Regions from separate parts of the Homo sapiens genome. Here region 1 is linked to region 2. A link is an interaction called in ENCODE POLR2A ChIA-PET data of the cell type or tissue named here. Cell type or tissue: PC-9. All regions are shown on one strand.

Evidence for each region. Peaks named below come from ENCODE experiments on the same cell type or tissue, not always from the same donor. Only the 100,000 strongest peaks of a DNase experiment are listed, where the experiment ranks them.
Region 1: POLR2A ChIA-PET joins it to region 2 with 5 read pairs; 2 of 35 experiments call an interaction of 5 or more read pairs at or near these places.

The regions. Positions count from the first base shown.
Region 1 is chr9:91,836,545-91,840,544 of GRCh38, reverse strand. All of the region lies in intron 1 of ROR2 (receptor tyrosine kinase like orphan receptor 2), which reads left to right. Among named protein-coding and RNA genes, the nearest start is that of ROR2, 110 kb to the left of the region's middle. In PC-9, no CTCF peak of the experiment used is centred here; a DNase peak (open chromatin) is centred at 2,174; H3K27me3 peaks cover 1,757 bases.
Region 2 is chr9:92,093,304-92,097,303 of GRCh38, reverse strand. The region is part of intron 3 of SPTLC1 (serine palmitoyltransferase long chain base subunit 1); the gene reads left to right. Among named protein-coding and RNA genes, the nearest start is that of SPTLC1, 20 kb to the left of the region's middle. In PC-9, no CTCF peak of the experiment used is centred here; no DNase peak of the experiment used is centred here.

The sequences.
Region 1 (4,000 bases), 260 kb after region 2:
TGGCCCCAGGCCTGAAAGAGGGGAGCTGGCATCAAAACTGGAAAGAAAACGTCAGACATCTCTCCTGTCTCAGTGATGTGGGTTTATTTTAATGAACAGAGGCCTCCTTGAAGCAATTGGGTATGGTGGGCCCGTCTGGAGGGTGCCTTTGGAAGTGTTTGTTCTTGTCTGGGGTCTGTCACTGGAAGGCTCTGGGTTTTCAGTGCACTGCAGAACTACAGGTTTCCTCATTCATAAGAAGAGAAGGTTAGAAAGAGAAAGAGAAACGGGTAACGTTATCCCGGGCCGTTGTGGCATTTTAATGTCACACGTGTGTTCCTGTGCAGCTGCTGGTCCTTGCTCTCCCGGGTCCCTCCGCTCTGATTCCTCTACTACCCACTCCCAATGTGCCTCCCAGGACAGCGGGGCCTCGGGAGTGCCCCTTAAGCAGCCAGGTACTCTCTGCTCTGCCAGATGAAGTGGGCATTTCCCGGGCAGGGTGAGGCTCTCCCTGAGAAATGCTGGGCAGTCCAGGGAACGGGGGCCAGTACAGTGTGGGGTGATACAGCGCTGTGGGCAACGCAGGTGGGGATGTTTCATCACCAGAGCCTTTTGTGAGTGATGGAAAGAAACACATTTATGAAAAGAAAGGGGTGCACTTTTGGTGGGGTGTCCCCAAGTAAAAGGTGGTTGAGAAGGGGAATTGTATTAAACAGATCACCCTCAGGAGTGTCGGTGGAGAAAACCGACTTCTGGCTCCCGAGGCTCCCCCGGGACACATCACCCAGTAGAGAGGCAGACACACATGTATGCACGCCACACTCACATACCACACACACCACACATACAGCACACACACACCACATACAACACACACACACCCACACCATATGCACAAACATGTATCCCCACATATATACCTCTCACACCACACACACAATATATACCACATACTTCCATAGACAAACTCAAAGAAACACACAAACACACTCCCTCACATTCATATACCAGACACACCACACTCATATACCTCCCCACAACATACACGCACCACACATACCCACAGCATGTGCACACATATCCTCACGCGTATACACCTCACATATACACACACACATAGACACCCCACACCACACATACACACACACCCCACAGACCCACACTCACAACACACACCACATACATACACACATACACCATATACACACAGACACACCCCTCCCACATTCATACACCACACATATACACACAGGCACACATGCCTGTACTTACACACACACACACACACACACACACACACACACACACACACACCCCCGATCTGACAGCACCAGGAATCAGGCCAGGATATTGGAGGAGGTGTTTTGGTAAACACGAAATACACCCAGCCTCCTGCTGCCCCCCAGAACCCCTTCATCTTGTTAATTGGTGAATTCTTTCCTAAGCTGCTGTCATCCCACGCTTGTGTTGCTATGTGCCTGCGCGTAGCCAGTGCGGAGGGCCTTGCATGTTGTGTAGTGTGTGCTTTTTGTGTCTTTATTTTAATGCCATTTTTGACTCGTTGCCCAGGATTCCGTTGTTAGATTTCCCTCTCTCCCAAACTGAAATTTATCTAATTCTCCCTTAGAGTCCACCGGGAACTTCTCTCTAGTTTCTGCTGAAGCAGACTTCTACTGTGTGCCGAAAGACGATTTTCTTGTTCTTTGTGCCCGTTTATTTAAAACTCCAGAATGGAGCACTGCTTTTATGAATGCTGGGTTTCACGATAACTCATAACATCTGTCATGGTTAATGCTTGGACACACAATGCCTTTACTCTTTTAAAAAGGGTCTAACGGGAGAGATCCTATTTTCCGACTGCAGCGGGGTCTCCTGCGCCGGCCGTGGTGCTCGGGGTCTCTATTCCCAAGGGGCCGAGACAGCCATGCTGGGGTGGCTGCCTGCGAGCCTGGTGAGGGACCCATTCCCCAGTGGTAACATCAGAAGCAGAGGGTTCTGAAGATGAGATCTTAACTCGGAATGAAACCCCGCAGTCCGATCTCAGGGTGTTTTCGTGTCTTGTCTATACAAAAGATAGCTTATGCCAAGGAGAGAAAAGATAGCGGCTGTGACCAGGCGTGGCATGACTGGTGAGTCAGGAATGTTTCAGGTGCCAGGAGGGGAGGGGCTGCAGGAGATGCAGAAGGGCGTCTCAGCCCTTCACTCAACACTGTGTGCGCACTTGGCCCTGGTCCCAGCTCTCGGGGCCTTCAGGTTAATCCATAGTCTGAGTGGCTCACTTGGTTCAGAAATGGCCTGGTGGTGCCTGGTTTAATTTGCTTTTATAAGCTAATAGGCTAAGTTGAGCATTTCAAAGGGGCGATTTTTCCTTCTTAAAGTTGCAGTGAACACATCTTTCAGGATCCAGAGGGAGAATTACACACATAAGGTATGCCCAGGTTAAGGAACACGGTAAAGATTTTAACTGCCTAATAAACTGTAAATCCCTAAATAAACTCCCAGACAAGGCAGTAAAAGCTAGACGTCAACATGCAAAAATGAAACTAGTTTTGTGAGGGTAGGGGGAGTATGGGTAATTTCTGTTTTTCCTAAAATACATATTTAAAGTGGCAGTTCGACAATGAAAAGAAAAGTATGGTTCGGTGATTTTTTTTCTTTTATGTGTTCCACTTAGAATGTGTGAACACGTGGCGCTGTAGCCTACATTCCTTATTCTTTTACTTCTACCTTATAGCTTAAAATTAAAAAACCTACAACAGTGATTAAAACTATATATTTTTTTCTACTTGCCAAATGTGTGTAGATCAATCTAAGAACACTGGACATTAAGAAATTTTCTTATGCACAAGTGGAATTTGTCTTCTCCTTTTAAAACACGTTAAACATCTTGAAAATGAGACAACTGGGACATGAAAAATTTATGAGATGGCTTTGAGAATAACTGCTGATCCTTTAATTGATTGGCCTTCTTCCCCAAGCCCCTTAAGATCGCTTACCTTTGGGTAGTGTTCATAAAGTGCAAAGAGCAGGGGGATTGTTTTAATATGGCAAGGCTTCTCCCCGCCTCCCTTCTTAAACAGCTAAGTTTCAGCCAGTCATATTTGGTGATTTTTTTATTGTTACAAGTTTTGGTTTTTTATAGTGGATGTGATGTGATCTCATGACATGGCTGTTTGTTTTAAGACCAGTAAGCAGGCTGGGCACAGTGGCTCACGCCTGTAATCCCAGCACTTTGGGAGGCTGAGGCGGGCCGATCATGAGGTCAGGAGATCAAGACCATCCTGGCTAACATGGTGAAACCCCGTCTGTACTAAAAATACAAAAAACTAGCTGGGCGTGGTGGCTGAGATCGCGCCACTGCACTCGCTTGGGCGACAGAGTGAGACTCCATCTCAAAAAACAACAACAACAACAAAAAAAAAAACAGTAAGCAATGCAGAACAGAAATTCCTAAGGAACCATTTATTACCATGTACACATCTCGAGTGAACTTTTAAAGTTGTTTTCCTTGAATACAGTTTTTTTAAAGAAAAATTATTTTATTTTCTTGTGATGATTTTCCAATCTAATAATCTTAAATTACTGTAATTTCTTTCCTCTAGAAAAACATGGTATATACCATTGACCAAAGCTGCAAACAAAAATCTGCAGCTAGTAAGTGGAATATAGCAGACAGACTGAATGGACAGGGCTTGTGTGATTTGAGGGGTTCCTGCCTGGCACCTGGCTGAGGCCACTGCCCAGGCGGCAGAGGTGGAGGAGCGAGCTGCCATTCATAACTGGGCAGCCTGGAAAAACCAAGGCTTCAAGAAGTTCCAGAACTCGCCCCAATGCAGGATCCTGTGAGCCGCAGCTCCTCCTGCCACCCTCAGAGCTGACATCAGCTGGCACAGCCCCCAGACCGGGGGTGGGGCAGGGGCAGGCAGTTAGCTGCGTTGTCGCACCAGAGGACAGAGGAGACCTGGGCTTTCTTAGCATTGCTGCTCCTGAACATCCATCAGCTGCAGACTGTTTTTTTTTT
Region 2 (4,000 bases):
GATTGCTGTGTCATGTGATAACTCTGTGTTTAACATTTTGAGGAACCCCCAAACTGTTTTCCAAAGTGGTTGCATCATTTTATATTCCCACTAGCTACATATGAGGTTTACAATTTCTTCACATCCTTAGCAATGCTTATTATTTTCTATTTTATTGTAGCCATCCTAGTAGGTGGGAAGTGGGATCTTATGGTTTTAATTTGCATTTCCCAGATAACTAATGATGTTGAGCACCTTTTCATCGGCTTATTGGCCATTTGTATATTTTCTTTGGAGAAATGTCTACTTTAATCACTTAGCTGTTTTCAATTGGGGGTTCTTTCTATCATTAAAACTGTAAAAGTTCTTTATATATTTTGAATCCTAGTCCCTTGTCAGATATATGATTTGCAGATTTTTTTTTTCATTCTGTGGGATTTTATTTTACTTCTTTGATAGTGATCTTTGAAATTCAAAAGTTTATTTTAATGATGTCTGACTTCCCTGTTTTTCCTTTTGTTGCTTGTACTTTTTTGTCATCTGTAAAAACTTTGGCTTAATCTAAGGTTATGAAGATTTACTCTTTCCTGTCTTCTAACAGTTTATAGTTTTTGCCCTTACATTTAGTGTGTAATTCAAGTTAATTTTTGTATATGGTGTGAGGTAGAGGCCTATCTTTATCTTTTTCCAGGTGGATGTCAAGTTGTCCTAGCACCGTTTGTTGAAAAGACTATTTCCCTTCTGAGTTGTCTTGTTGAAAATCAGTTGACCATAAATGTAAGGATGGTCTATTTTCAAGAATGACACATGAAAATGGTCATTGAGAGCCCTGTTAAAATGGGCTTGGCTTTTTCTTCAGTTTTACTGAGGTATAATTGCTAAATAAAAATTGTATATATTCAAGATGTATAATAAGATGATTTTATATTTATATATATATACACACACACACATTGTGAAATAATGACCACAATCAAATTAACATATCCATCACCACATTTAGTTACCATTTGTGTTTTAGAGGGGTGAGGATGGGGTGGGCTTTTTGACTGAGGGGCTTGCACTAGGATAATCAGACAGGGACCTGTTCGTTTATTTGAGGGGACCCCCAAACTTAGTATTTATAGTTTTTATTCTCTTGGCTTTGTGTTTCCCAGGAGAGGAGTCCTCTAGTCTATTACTTTGCAGGTAAAAAGCTGCTTTCCACCATTTGGGAGCTGAGTTGAAGGCAAGAGGCCCAGGGTCTTACCATTCATTATGTAACTCACACCTAATTTTTGTCTTCAGAACGGCACCCCTGCCTTCACTCATTCTTAGGACTTCCAGTTTATACACAGCCTCTCCAGAGAGCACTTCTTCAGGGTGGAGGAGGGGAGTGACTGCCTGTTGTCTAGGCACCCAGCCAGTCCTCCTGTTGTCGGCCTTTCCCGTTTTCCAGTGTTTAATGGAAGCTGGTGCCCCAGTTTGGGAGCATGTTTCAGGCGTTGCTGCTTGGCTTTTCACTGCTGGCCTAGGCTTGCCTTTCTCTTTGATCTCTTTGACTTATCAAATACAACTTATCCATTTGCTTTCCAGTTTCCCACATTTTGTCACCTTTCTCCTTGTTCTGGTCTGGGTGGGTTTAGACCTTTAAACTTTGTAGGCATTTTGCATTTGCTTTCTGAGTGTGCTTTCAGAAGAGATCAAGGGTTGAGGTGTTTTTTAATGTTAGCTGATATTAAGTGGTATGAAGAAATATCAAAGCAGGGTCAGTAAAGAGAGGTAGAGTTGCTGCATATATTTCTTGTTCATTTCTTTTGACTGCTACATATTCTTCTGTGTATACAGCCACCAAATTTTACTTCTCCATTTTCCTCATGATAGACACCTAAACCGCCCCCATTTCCCACTGCTGCAAAGAATCCTCTGATTAATATTCCCTCATGAACCTAATATTCCCTTGAATTTCTCTGGGGGTATAGAACCAGGAATAGGATACTGATATATGCCTGCCTAATTTTCCTGTAGGACTTTTCTGTGTCATCTATGGTCCCCTGAGATAGTATATAGGAATTCAAGTTTTCCCTACATCTCTGTTTAGCAATACTGTTTGCTTTGGATTTCTCTTAATGTTTGAGCCTTTGAGCATCACTTCATCTACTTTTTAGCTACTGGAGTCTTCTGCTTCTTTGAATGCCTCTTCATATCTTTTACCTGTTTTTTTACTGGATTCCCAGTCTTTCTTTTGATTAGCGAAGGTTCTGTATACCTTGTAGATTTTAATCCTTAGTCAATTTTTGAGTTAGTACTCTGTTACATTGATTCTAAGACACATACTGTTTTTCCCTAGTTTAAAATCTTTGAAGTGGGGATGAATCTTAAAGCTGCTGAGAGTCACTGATGAGTCATTGTCAGCCAGGAAGGTAGTTTGTGACATGGTTGTCATTGCTTATGTACCAGTGAACTTCGTGGTGGCGGGCTTACTGTCAGCACTCCAGTTGAAGTGTATGCCCTGCTGGTCAATGAGGCAACTGATAGCCGGAGAAATGGCCAGACCTGCAGAGCAGAGGCAGAGGATGACAAAAGGCTTTGAAGATCTCTTTGTCAGACTTCCTGTTGCCTTTGGGTAGTATCAGCTTACTTTCTAGAAACATGTGATTTAATTGGAAGGACGATAAAACTATGAGGTTAGTTCAATAGGAAAGTTGCAGCATCAGAACTTGAGAATGGGTGACAGTTAACATGTCAGATAATCTCAGAAATCATAGTGGAGCATGCTGGTAAGAAATGCCAAGACACTGCCAAGAGCAAGGAGAACATGGTATGAAAACTTGTGGTATCAGTGACTTAGAGGAGAGGGACAGAACTCAGTTAAAGAGGTTTTAGGAATGTCTTGACTTACATTTTCCTTTTCATAAGTACAAATGTAGTGTAACAAAAATCTGGGTCTAAGAATGTATAATAGACCTTTGCATTAAGCATAAACTAAAAAGCTGCACATGACAAGAAAACATCATTGTATTTTAATTGACACTGTTTCTCTTCCTTAGTGATGGATAAAATACAATTGATGACATCTTAGATTCAGTGAAATACAATAAACCTCTTCTCTATCACCCGTCTGTTAACTTTGTCTTTGGTATCTTTCGTTGAACCAAATTTCTTAATTTTGACTTGGTCAGATGCATCCATCTTGGCCTTACGGTTTGTATTCTTAAAGACTTGGTTAAGAAATCATTTCCTACCCTGAGGTCCCAAAGACATTCTTCCACATTTTGTTATCTTTTCTAAAATACCTTTTAGATTTTTAATATGGCTGGAATTCACTTTATACCTGGCTGTTCAACTTTATCCGTAGAGAAAAATTTGTGTGAAACCTAGTGGTTTGTGGGGTAACTGCTGTCATTTTCCAGGTATTTGTATGTACACAGTTCTCATGAATTCTAGATTCTTTCATTGGTCTCTGCCTACCTGCAAATATTACAGTATTTGCTTCCTTCTGGTAAAGCACCTCCCGGTTTCTAAATTCAGTTAGCCATTCCTGAACTTGTATCCTTCTGTGTAATTATTGAAGTTTATAGAGCTCCATTAGAAATCCTGGTGGAATTTTAGTTGTGATTGCATTGAGTTTGTAGTTTATCTTGGCAAAATGTAATATCTTTAAAATGTTGAGCCATCCCTTCAGCTGACCATCGTATATCTTATCATTTATTACTGTCTTTATATTTTTCTTGATACTGTAAATACTTTGTATTTTGTTACCTTTATTTACTATTAATTCCAATGGTTTGTTGATTTCGTTGAGTTTTTTATGTAAGGTGATCATATCACCTGCTGATAACAGTGTGACTCTTCTCAGACGTGTGTGTGTGTGTGCACACTTGTTTATTCACATTTTTGGACTTACAGTTTTACTGGTATGGCCTTTAGTAATATGCTGAATAGTAAAAAGATACCAAGCATCCTTGTTTTGTTCATATTCATAAAAGTAATGGCTCTCTTGTTTCCCAGTTAATATCTGTAGGTTTTAGGTATTATAGTC